Regions from separate parts of the Homo sapiens genome. Here region 2 is linked to region 1. A link is a contact called in ENCODE Hi-C or POLR2A ChIA-PET data. All regions are on one chromosome and are shown on one strand. The core of a region is the stretch at or near the end of the contact, and the rest is flanking DNA. Distances in the headings are between cores, read along the strand shown. Region 1 overlaps SHROOM3 (shroom family member 3). Region 2 overlaps SHROOM3 (shroom family member 3).

What was found. Hi-C counts contacts between places; a loop is a spot of excess contacts on that map. ChIA-PET counts read pairs that join two places held with the same protein, here RNA polymerase II (POLR2A). Pooled maps may share reads with other maps.
Region 2: a map of mammary epithelial cell shows a loop between it and region 1 (3-fold over the local background). The contact joins two enhancer-like sites. A Hi-C loop is called at or near these places in 7 of 168 maps with a recorded cell type or tissue (Calu3, PC-3, esophagus muscularis mucosa and 4 more) and 5 of 50 pooled maps. POLR2A ChIA-PET finds 5 or more read pairs at or near these places in 10 of 52 experiments (AG04450, BJ, CD8-positive, alpha-beta memory T cell and 6 more).

What each region holds. Positions count from the first base shown.
Region 1 is chr4:76,686,109-76,691,908 of GRCh38, forward strand. The region is part of intron 2 of SHROOM3 (shroom family member 3); the gene reads left to right. Among named protein-coding and RNA genes, the nearest start is that of SHROOM3-AS1, 110 kb to the right of the region's middle. RefSeq lists an enhancer at 2,953-3,475 and a silencer at 3,389-3,568. Within about 2 kb of position 3,168, at least 21 of the 41 ENCODE cell types and tissues checked have a DNase peak (open chromatin) inside an H3K27ac peak, as active enhancers do; they include PC-9 and mammary epithelial cell, where a contact is called at or near this core.
Region 2 is chr4:76,631,800-76,637,599 of GRCh38, forward strand. All of the region lies in intron 2 of SHROOM3 (shroom family member 3), which reads left to right. It overlaps LOC105377290 (a long non-coding RNA gene), which reads right to left. Exons shown (of 4, transcript XR_001741404.2): 3 at 3,852-4,390. Among named protein-coding and RNA genes, the nearest start is that of MIR548AH, 59 kb to the left of the region's middle. Within about 2 kb of position 2,637, at least 2 of the 41 ENCODE cell types and tissues checked have a DNase peak (open chromatin) inside an H3K27ac peak, as active enhancers do; they include PC-9 and mammary epithelial cell, where a contact is called at or near this core.

The DNA of each region.
Region 1 (5,800 bases), core at 1,918-4,417:
ATGATCCTCCTGCCTCAGCCTCCCTATTATTAGTAGCTAGGACCACAGGTGCATGCCACCACGCCTGGCTAATTTTTTTATTTTTATTTTTTGTAGAGATGGCGTCCCCCTATGTTGCCCAGACTGGTCTTGAGCAATCCTCCCACCTCAGCCTCCCAAAGTGCTGGGATTATAGGCATGAGCCCAGCCTCGTAGACTATTTCTAAGTGAAATTTAGTTGAATATTTTAAAGTATAACATATGTTACAAAACCAAATTGCCATAATATATATAAAAAAAGCTAAACTTGTGAATAAATTGAGAACCCAAATAATGTATGATTTCTAGATATAGTCTTTTTAAATATACAATTAATTAAATGTATTAGACTTACATTGAAAATGTATTAGACTTTAAATTAAGATGAAATAATTCAAAGAATAAGTGCTGAATCTAGAATTTTGAGATGTATGACAATAATCTGAAATTTCTAGAGCTTTTTGTCTGAAAAAAGATACTCATTCTCACAGGTCCCTCCCAACTAATCAACTGTAGTAAAAAAACAAACTTCTCAATATCTATATGAATCAGACCCTCTGAATATACTAGATCCTCAATAAGCATACTCTAATTTGATGTGATTTTAAATATTTCTTACAGGTTATTATATTTATCTTTCACTGACAGTTGGATTTGTAGGTTGAAATGTTTAAGAGAGAAGGGAGGAAACTGACTTGGCATAAATGCACACAGTGCTGTTCTGGCTGCCAGTGTTGTGGGTTCTGTCACTGACTCCCTGGTTTTGACTCAGGACCACCTGCGGGACCTTGCACACCTCAGTCTGGTGTACCTCTGTGCAGGTGGGTGCTGTGCTGCTCTAGGACCATGTTGGGGACTTATTCCAGTCTCTCTGGTCTTTCCTTCCCACAACACACTCCAGCACCAGAGGTGGCTTTGGCGAAGGAAAGGGAGCAAAAAATGATAACCTATTTAAAAACGTCTTTTGAAAAGTGTAAATTTTAATGGCATGTGAATCATCTGTCCATTAAAATATTTAAAATAAAAACTTTTAAACAAAAGAAAAAATGTACAAATTACAAGTTCCAGACTGGCCATGCACACCCTTTCTAAGACAGGCTGTGCACCTTTTTCCTATGTGTAACTTTCTCACAAAATATTTTCGCATTTTTAAAGCTTTATTTCTTCATTAATATATTTGATTTTAATAAAAAGTAAAATGCTTTCGATTCTAATGTGATGCATTATTTCTGAAAGCAGTCTTAAGACAGGAACTAAAGGGCAGTGTGATTTTACAGAGAACATCTTTAATAGTGGCTGGGAGTTTACACATACACACACTTGATATGTGTAACTATTTCAGGTCATTCTTTCGTCTTGTGGAGGAAGGGACAGACAAGGAGAACGGAGGTACCAGTTGAGCAAACTAACCCCCAGCTCATGCAGAGAGACATTAGCATAATTTTGTATTGTTGCTGAAATTTCTTCATGTCTTACTTTTGATCCCATGAGACAAGTTGTTTGCTTCCATCTAAAAATATCGGATGATGCCTCTACATTGCAGATACAAGTTAAAAGTGTTTTTCCAGAATCTATGTTACAAAGGAAGCCCAGGGACCTCTGGTCATAGTGATGAATTTCACTGGTGTAACATCCATGCTGTGTGGGAGGTGAGATTTGGACCCAAACTGTGTTTTTAATCACCAATTTACAGTGATGTTTCACACAGAAGTAGAGGGATCTGTTCCACCCTTATGAGATTTCACCTGACCCAGAGCACTTAGAAAACAAGATAAAGCAGCAGCAGGAGAGGAGGCCTTATCTGTTCTGCCCACAGAGCTCCTGGCTGTGTTCTCCAGCTAATACTTCTTACTCCCCCCCACGCGCAATGGCAGCGGCAATGTGCGTTATAAACTGCAAGGGCTGACCACTTCTTCAAAGCTTAAGTTCTGGACATCACCTCCCTCTCCCCCAAACAAGATTGCCACAGGACACGAGGACACAGAACAAACCATATTAACCTCTCTGCTTCCAATGCCTAGCAACAATGTTTGTGGTTACCCCATGACTGTGTGACAGCTGTGTATGTGTTGATACCTGCTTGTGATACCATAGGTAAAACAAAATACAATTTTAAGGAGGATAATACTTTATGGCAGGGAGGAGCCTGTCCATGAAGGTTTCAGTAAAGAGGTTTATTCAGTGGTTGCCATGGCTGCTAATGCTCCTGCATTCTGTCAGGATATAAGAGCACAGACAAGTAAAGGTAAATGTGGTATCAGCTGTTTGGTAAGGGAGGTTTCTATTTCCTACCTAGTGAGGTCTTCTCTGTGTCTATATGCATATTTATTACCTTAAATATAGAACCTGGACATTTAACAACAGGGATTCTGCTTGAATGAGAATAAAGCCAATTTCAAACCTTACTGTTACTTTCATCTCTGGAGGTGACACGTGAGAGCAATTAAGAGAGGACTCTGAGGGGAAAAAATTCCTACCTCCGTTGAAAGAGGCTGGAAGAACCTTTGAAGAAAGATGAAACTTAAACTAGCACCATCCCTTCCTTTAGAATATTAACTGGACGCCTATATCATAAATGCAAAACAAATGCAAATGGATATATTTTCTAAAATTCCAAAGTTTGCAAAGCTGAATCCAAAATCTCTCGAAATTACAGTCATGACGACCGAAAGAATCACGTCTCTTGTCTAATCAGAGACGATGCTTATGGAAACAAAAACAGGCCCGGAAGGAAGGCTTCAGCGGCATTCACCACCACCTGCATCTCTGCTGTGACTTACACTGAGAAGAGGGCATGCTGAGAAAAAGGATGGTTATTTTCCTTGTAATGCGAGCTTTTTTTTTTTTTTTTTAGCTGTGAACTTTTTACCTTGCTTCATTCATGCTTCATTTGATCAATTACTAACTGTATAGCCTCTGAAAAGCGAGCGCGGGCTTCTTAAAGTTGATATTTTGCTTTTGGATTCCTCTGCATTTTACAACGGGGGGAGGTTAATTAAGGCACCTTTCTGATTGAATGGGCAGAGGGACTGAGGGTGTGTGCTTCGGTCCGGTCCCCTTAATACCGTAAGGACCCAAGGACCGCGGAGGGGCGAGTGGAGCGCGACGCTTCCACCCCAGAATCCGTTTTCAAACCTTAGGGAGCCTTCTTTGCCATTGAAATGCAAATCCGGTCCTGAGCTCCCGGGCCAATCCGGGAGGCTTCCTGTGGGATTACCTGGTGGCGAGCGAGCGCCGAGCCAGCGCCGAGCCAGCGCGGCCCCTCGGGTGCGGCGGGCGCGGGGTGGACTGAGCGGGCCCGGGCGGGACGAGAGGTGGGCGAGCGCCCCGCACCCTCGGCGCGCCGCGCGGGATCAGCGTCCTCCAGCCGCGCTGCCCCGGCCCACCGTGCAGCTGTAGCCGCGGCGCGGTGGCGCGGTGGCGCAGGGCGCTGCTGGGCCGCCCATTGTTGAGCGCGTTGGGCCCCGCCGGCGATGCCGCGCGCCGCCTCCTCGGAGCGGCGGCGAAGTTTGAACTTGGCGTCGGCCTGGAGCCCCGAGCAGCCCGGGGGCGGCGGCCGCGAGGCGAGCGGCGATGGTGAGTGAGGAGGGCGGCTGGGCACGGAGAGGGAGGCGGGGGCCGGCCGGCTGCTTTCTGGAGCGCGTCTATTTCGGGCTCTGCGGCGACTCTGGAAAGCCCTGTCTGGAGGATGGCTCCCAGGGGCTTTCACGGCCAGCACCCCGGCTGATGGGGGCAGGTGGCGTGCTCCGAGGGTCTCCTGACACTCCTAGGCCTTGGCTTTTTATCAGAGAGGCAGTAGCTGCCACTCCAAGAGGAAAATAATTGTTGATTATTGACAGCATGAAAACTTTTCGGAAGAAATGATCTGTGAAATATTTTAATTTTGATAAATTGCTTCCCACCAGGGCCCCTGCTGAGTTGAGAACTCCTTGCCTTTCTTAATTTTACTGGATTTGTTTCTGTAGGAAAGGCTCCTGAAGTGCGTTGAGGGGCACGCCTACCCCCAACCCCCACTTGCTCCAGATCTTAAGACAGTTACTTAAATAGTGTGTTCCTTGTGCTGCAGCAACACTTAAATCATGAAAATGAAATTCTACCTGACGCTCGCTTTACTCCGAATTGCCAGAGGAATAAAACTTTTGCTGGTGGGGGAGGGGAGTGGTTACAAAATTTCAACACCTGGAGCACTCTCTGGGGGTGGGATGTATTTCTCTTCCTCTAGGATGTATTTTGGCATTACCTTTTTCCCCTCTCCCTTTAAATAGTAGTGTTGTTGTGGCGCACTGTGTGCACGGGAGCTTCTGCACTGGGAGCAAATGGGTGCCCTGCATGCGGGTCATCTCCATGGAGAGATTGCTGTGATATCGGGGGGTGCAACAGGAAGTCCTAGCACAGAGGCTGCCAGAGAGAGTTCTGTGCATTTTCTGTTTTTAATTAGTTGTTTTAAAGCCTAGTTAAATGTCCGTTTCCAGTTAAAAGCACCCTGGTCGGATATATGGCTAGATCTTTCCCCCAAAAAATTTCACCAGAAGTTGGTTTACATTTTAAATTTATTTTGATGGTTACCTTTTTTTTTCTGATTATAAAAATATTACACAATCGTTGCAGAAAAGGTGTAATATACAGAGAAAGAAATAAACTCTTATAACAACATCTATGTTTTGTTTGCTAAGACCTAGTTTTTCACAGAATCCTAGTCATTTGAAAACTTTTCAGCTATGGACTTTTTTTTTTCTCCATTGCTAACAATCCTGGTTTAGGAACTAAAGCTAGGAATTGACAAGGAAATAAACTTACTTAAAAAAATGTTATAACCAACAATAACTTATTCACATTGCCCATGAGTTGGAACAGAATTTATTGTGGCAATTTCTCTTGAATCAACTTCCCACATCTGCTCCCAGCAAATGGTTTCTGTTTGTACAGCCTATTTTGTAAATACATCTCTCTACCATTAAGGCGAGGTGCCCAAACACATACCCCTTTCCAGTGCTTGTGGCTTGGCTCATATGGTTAATATGTTTATTGGCTTCTGCATCAGAACTTCCTCACCATACATTTGATAAAACCCTGGAGAAGGTTACCAAGGGATGTTGTAGAGAATTCACTTCCCTGGAGATTTTAAGAATAGGATAAACATCCATCTGCCTAGGATGGCTTCAGTGCAGTACTGTCTGGATAAAGGAAGACTAGGTCACTACTCTGAACCTCAAAATTGAGGAATTCTAAAATTTGTTTAGAATTCCTCAATTTTGACCTGGGACCAGGTCCTCTGTGACCTGGGACCAAAGCAAATTAAGGTTGCCAAAAGTACCTGAGCCCAGTAGGAGGTGGAGCCCTGTTTTGATTTATGTGAAACAAAGTTCTTCTTTTGGTAACAGATACGTTAAATTATTCTTAGGAGTTACCAATCCTTTTCTATTATGGATAGAAAATCAACAATGATTTAACTGCTTTCTGGGAAGGTATAGGTGAATTACAGTATAAATTCTGTGATTTTAAAGTAAATGAACTGATTCATGGGAATTAAAAGTTTTGCCTGAAAGGTGGGCAGGGTGTGTGTGAAGAGTGTGCCTGAGTTTTCTCCACTTTTAACCTAGTGTTATTTTTAGAATCCTGTCTTATGTGTTAAATCTGGTTACATTTTTAAAACATCAACATTCTACTGTCTCTTCAATGTTTATTCTTGCTTTCCCTTTTCATGCAGAACCCATACAGACCTTTGACCAAAATCAATTATTCTTGTAAGTTCTGTTCGAGGATGTTTCCCTGGAGTCCAGCA
Region 2 (5,800 bases), core at 1,387-3,886, 55 kb before region 1:
TTTTTTGAGGAAATAGAGTCAATGAGGGAAAAAGTCGAAGCAGAGAGGGAGACCAGTTATGAAATTATTACACCAATCTAAGGAGATGGTGGTAGCTTAGGGTGGTAGCAGTGAAGATAGCTGAAGTGATGAAATTTGGGACTGATCGGATCAACTGACTTGCAGATGATTGAATAAAAGGATTAAGGGAAGAAACAATGGAGGAGACACTGGGTTTTATCTGAATAATTGGGATGGTAATGGGATCATGAGTCAAGATGGGGAAAACTGGAGAATAGCAAGTTTGTAGAGTAGAGGTTGAGGGGTTGGGAACAGCAGAATTCAGAGTTCTATTTTAGATTTATTATGTTGGATAGACCAATCTGACATCCGGGCAGGTAATTGTACAAAAGAGTTTGGAATCTGAGGGAGAGAGAGAGCCAGAGAGAGAAAGTTGAGAATTACCAACTTTGTATAAATAATATTTAAGTTCAAAGGACTGGAATCCCTCATCCTAGGAAAGAATGTAGATAGAGATATGAAGACCAAGCCCTGGGACATATCAACCTCATGAGGAGATGGACCCAGCAAAGGCTACTTAAAAGAAACAGTGAGTTGGGGACAAGGAGAGAAACTCAGTAGGGTGTGGAGGTGTGGAAGTCAAGAAAAGAAAGTGTTTAAGGAGGCAATAGTGAGCTGTGATGAATGCTGCTGAGGGGTCCATGACATAAACACAAATCATTGACTTGGCAAGAGGTGGCTTTGACAGAGCAATTACTGGGGATGGAGGGGAAGAAGGCTGAACTGCAGTGGGTTGAAGGGAGAATGGGAAATGACAAAATGAAGACAAGTACAGACAATTTATGTTTGGAGTTTCTATCACCATTTTAGCTAGTGATACGGTAATGAGGCAGGACTACAAGCAGTATTGGTAGAAAAACTCCCAATTATTAGGCTTTAAAAAGGCGAATTAAAACTAATACATATTCCTAGGAAATTTGATCTGCTGTGTCTACTTGGGGGGATTAAGTTTTCATGGAGACACCTTGATGAGTATCCATGTTGCCTTTACCAATCTTGAATACTAATTTCTTGGATCTGTTTCCTGCAGCTCTACCCCTCAAATAGAACAAAAAGCAATAATAAGAAAAACCCAGTATTTATAGAGCACATAGTGTGCAGTTTAAAGGTGTTTTTGCTCATTTTATCCTCACAATTCCTCAGGAGGTAGGAGCTGTTATAATCCCTTTTTGATAAGGTCACACGACTATTCTAAACTCCAGGTGATCAATTGACAATTGAAATCTTGCAGCCGAGCGCGGTGGCTCATGCCTGTAATCCCAGCACTTTGGAAGGCTGAGGCGGGGGAATCTCTTGAGGCCAGGAGTTTGAGACCATCCTGGCTAACTTGGTGAGTCTCTATGTGGTGGCACACATCCGTAGTCCCAGCTACTCAGGAGGCTGAGGCATGAGAATCGCTTGAATCTGGGAAGTGGAGGTTGCAGTGGAGGGACACTGCACTCCAGCCTGGGGGACAGAGTAAGACTCAGTCTCAAAAAAAAAAAAAAAAAAAAAGAAAAAGAAAAAGGAAAAGAAATCTTGTTAACTGGCCGGGCGTGGTGGCTCACGCCTGTAATCCCAGCCAAGGCAGGCGGATCACGAGGTCGGGAGATCGAGACCATTCTGACTAACACGGTGAAAGCCCGTCTCTATTAAAAATACAAAAAATTAGCCGGGTGTGGTGGCGGGCGCCTGTAAGTCCCAGCTATGCGGGAGGCTGAGGCAGCAGAATGGCGTGAACCCGGGAGGCGGAGCTTGCAGTGAGCCGAGATTGCGCCACCGCACTCCAGCCTGGGTGGCAGAGCGAGACTCCGTCTCAAAAAAAAAAAAAAAAAAAAAAGAAAAGAAATTCTGCAACACACCTTGTACTTGAGTTGGGTGGTGCCTTTGTTTCAGCAAAAAATCTTCATTTTCTCTCTCCTTCTCACCCAAATACCCAATAGTATGTTTAAATAATAGCATTGGGATTGGAACCCAGGCAGTCTGGGAGCTCCAGGCCCCTAGTCTCAACCAATATGCTATCCTTTAATACCAGGCAAATGGAAGGGAGACTCCGGAAAGGAAAAGCAGATGACATTTTATCAAATCAGTATTGGTATAGAATGACATAGATGTTATAATGCATTGAGCTAGAATGGAAAATTTTATCCTGGAGAACCCTTCTTAATGGTGTTTTTAAATCTGTGTGCCAGTAGAGCCCATACTAATGGAGTGCTAGTCCTCAATATTCTCCCCTAACACCCATTCTCACTCTGCTAATAAACTGTCCCTCAAAATCAAAATGAAAGTGTCACGTATGTACACTTTCCTTTTGGAAAGCATTTTGGTATTTTTCTACCTGACAGCTAGGAAAACAGATAATTGATTGATTTGTTGCCTTTATTGTTTTTAAGTGCCTCTTACTTCGTGCATAGAATTTGGGGCATTTCCTGAGGAGTAATAAGCCCTCAGGAGGAGACCTTATCCTCCAAGGTATAGAAAGTCCTAGCAGACGTTGGTGGCCAGGAAGTGCCCTAGACTGGAATTATTTTTGTTGTTCTAATCTGAAAATGACAACATAGAACACAGCCAACAGCATGCAGCATTTTATTATGGTGATGCAGCTTTAATTGGTATGTAGAGGGCATGCCTGTGAAATTAGTCCTTAGTGTATTGGCCAATCAGATCACTTTCAACGTTTCCCAATGTTTAGTTTCATCTTATAATTAAGTAATAATGATCATTTCCTGGCAGCTAATGACTAGCTAGAGGAGTTAGAAGCCTCATTAGGTTTATAATTTATCAAACTCTAAGCTTTTCATCAGTAGTGTTGCAAAAAGAGAAAGCATCTTCAAATTCCAAAATGATTCAAAACAATCTCTAACCGTATTTCATATATGTATTCACTTGTTCTTTGAAGGGTGACTTTATTTTTAAACTTTTAAAAATAACTGTATTTTATTATATAAGCAGGAAAAAATGTTTGTGTGACTTAGAGGAAGAAGGAAAGAGATGTATTGAACTCTGTTAGCACATACACACACTCTAAAAGCAGAATTGATAGACCGTGTTTCCTTTAAGAATCTTTTTGTGACAATTCCACACCCTTTCCTGAAGCTGGCTTGACTATCCATTAATTCCAGCAATAGCATCATTGTATTTACTCCACAGATATTTATTGAGCACCTACTGTGTGTTGGGCATTATGCTGACGATACTGCAGGGGCCAGAAGAGAACGGGGGGAGATGGGAACAAAACCTCCTGTCTTTATTAAGCTGATATTATCATCTTAAAGTTTCTGTCTTCAAAATTACCCTGGAAGACTGCAATTAGATATGTTCAAAGAGGCCAAGCTAAAGGTAGAGGAAGACCCTCACTGAACCATGTGGACACCTTGCCTCTGACTGTCTCCTCATCCATACGGCCATTACATAGTAGCTCCAGCTTCTGCTAACTCAAGGGTCACTCACTGATCAACCATATTTGGGGGATTACAATCCTCCTTTTGGTGAGAGAAAGTGTAAATCTCTTCTCCTAGTTTGAGACCTGCCCTCCTCTTCGTTTTGGGACCTGACATGAGCTGGTCATAAAAGAAAAAACCAGAACCAAAAAACAGTGTCTTCTAATTCCAACTCGTTTCCCCTTGAGTTCCTAATGGTTGGGGTATTTATTAAATAAGTACAGCCTGATGGAGGGACAGCCAGACCTACCATTCAGGTTGTAGAATTCTAGAAATGTGGAACTCAGGGACTCTTCCAAAGAAATTCTGTCCTGCCTAAATCAGGTCTGAAAGGCCTCTGGAGAAATGGAACAACAGCCTATGTGTACTCACTCTCTTGGTCTTTCATTGGAGTCACTCCTGGGAATCCCTCAAAGATATTTTCTGTCCACACACTCATGAGTTCCTTGAAGCAGAGTAATCTTAGGTGCTCAGAGAAACTCCGTAGTTCCTTCACCATAGGAGCCACTTGAGATGTGAGGTCCTCTGGATCATCAGGGTTGGCAAAAGCACGCAGCAGAACTCCAGGGAAACTGCTGGCATTTGGTTTGTGCTGTCAGATCAATCCTAGGATTTCAACATCAGAAATACCCATTATTGTCCTCTCTGAAATCTGTGGGCATTAGCCCTGGTGCCTCATGTAAAAGTTAGCCTTCTGGTTTCCAAACCAATTCTCTTCGTGGTAGACTCTTCATGACCAAGAATTGGGACTTCCCAGCTCTCATGTTACCAAGTCCAGTTCTCCAAGATGGTTCCTGGGAATGCTTCTTCACGTCTGAGTACCTTGTCCTGAGCATGTTTCATAAATGGGTAAAATGTGTGATTGATGTCTCTTTTATTTTATTGAAAGCTTGTTTTCTTCTGTAGCAGTTCTGAAATTTCAAGATGTTCTTCATTACTTTGTTTTAATTGCCATGTGACAAATATTTCAAGAAACACCCAGCTATTTTAAAATTTTTGACAGACTTCATGATGGAAAGACATACACACAGCCCTACTTGTTTAATAAATACTCCAACCATTAGGAACTCTAAGGGAAAGAAGTTGGTAATTATTTAATGAACCTTCTGTGTAGTCACTTTCACATAAAGTATAGCTAAGGACTCAGAAGCAGCCTTTTACTTCAGCCCTGAAATTACTACTATTAGTAATTTAAAATCACTTTTCCTAATGTGCCTAGCAGTCTCATTTACCTATACCACAGGTCCTCAAATAACATTGTTTTGTTCAACACTGTTTCACTATAAATTGATGAGGAAAAAAAATTGATTTCCAGCTGGGGTCACTATCTGTGTAGAATTTGCACTTTCTTCCCATGTCTGTGTGGGTTTTCCCCAGGGACTCTGTTTTCCCCCACATCCCAGGGATATGCATGTTAGATGAGTTGGCGTGTCTACAGAGTCCCAGTCTGAATGAGCATGGGTTTGTGTGTGAGTGCGCCCTGTAATGGGATGACATCCTGGCTAGGGTTGGTAACCACCTTTCACCCTGAGCTGCTGAGACAGGCCATGGCCAACCAAAGCACTGAACTGGAAGAAGTAGGTAAATAAATATCTTACTTGTTTTTATTAATCTTTCTTAAATGCATACATAGTTCACATTTATTTCAATGATTAATATTAGAAGTTCTTTGGTCGTTATTTAGAAGTTTGGTGATGTTTTTGTGGCCAGAAATACATCATAGGAATTTAACTCTTGTTTCTATCAATTAGCCTATGGTAGAATTGGTTTAACTAGAAATCATTTTGCTTAAAGTTGTAGTTTTTAAGAACCTACCAATGACATTAACTGAGGACTTACTGTAATTGTCCAAGAATTATAGCCTTTGAATTCATTCCTGGATGAGAGAAAAGATATTTCTATGATATATACTCCTATTTAAGAAATCAGGGGTTTTCCAAAGAAAGAAAATATCAGTGCTTCTCTGTATGAGCCCACTGTATCAAGAAAAGATGGACCCACAGAGGTTGAACCAAAACTCTTGCAGATGCAATAGGCACAGGCTCTCTGTTTCCCGTTGTTTTTCTAGGTCTAATGAAAATGTGAAGACTGAGGGCTTGGCCTCACCCTGGTAATATGATCAAGAACGGAACTGTGGTAGTAAAAATGAGAATGTTAGAAGAATCATTATATTCAGGGAAAAGAAAGGCCTCAAAAGGGAAGATTACTCTGAATAATTCATGCTCCTTTTCTCTTTTTTCCTGTGTGAAATTCAGTGTTTCCTTTATAATTTTTTGAGAAGAAGGCTATGCTCAGGATCTTTAGAAGCTGGTGGTAACTTC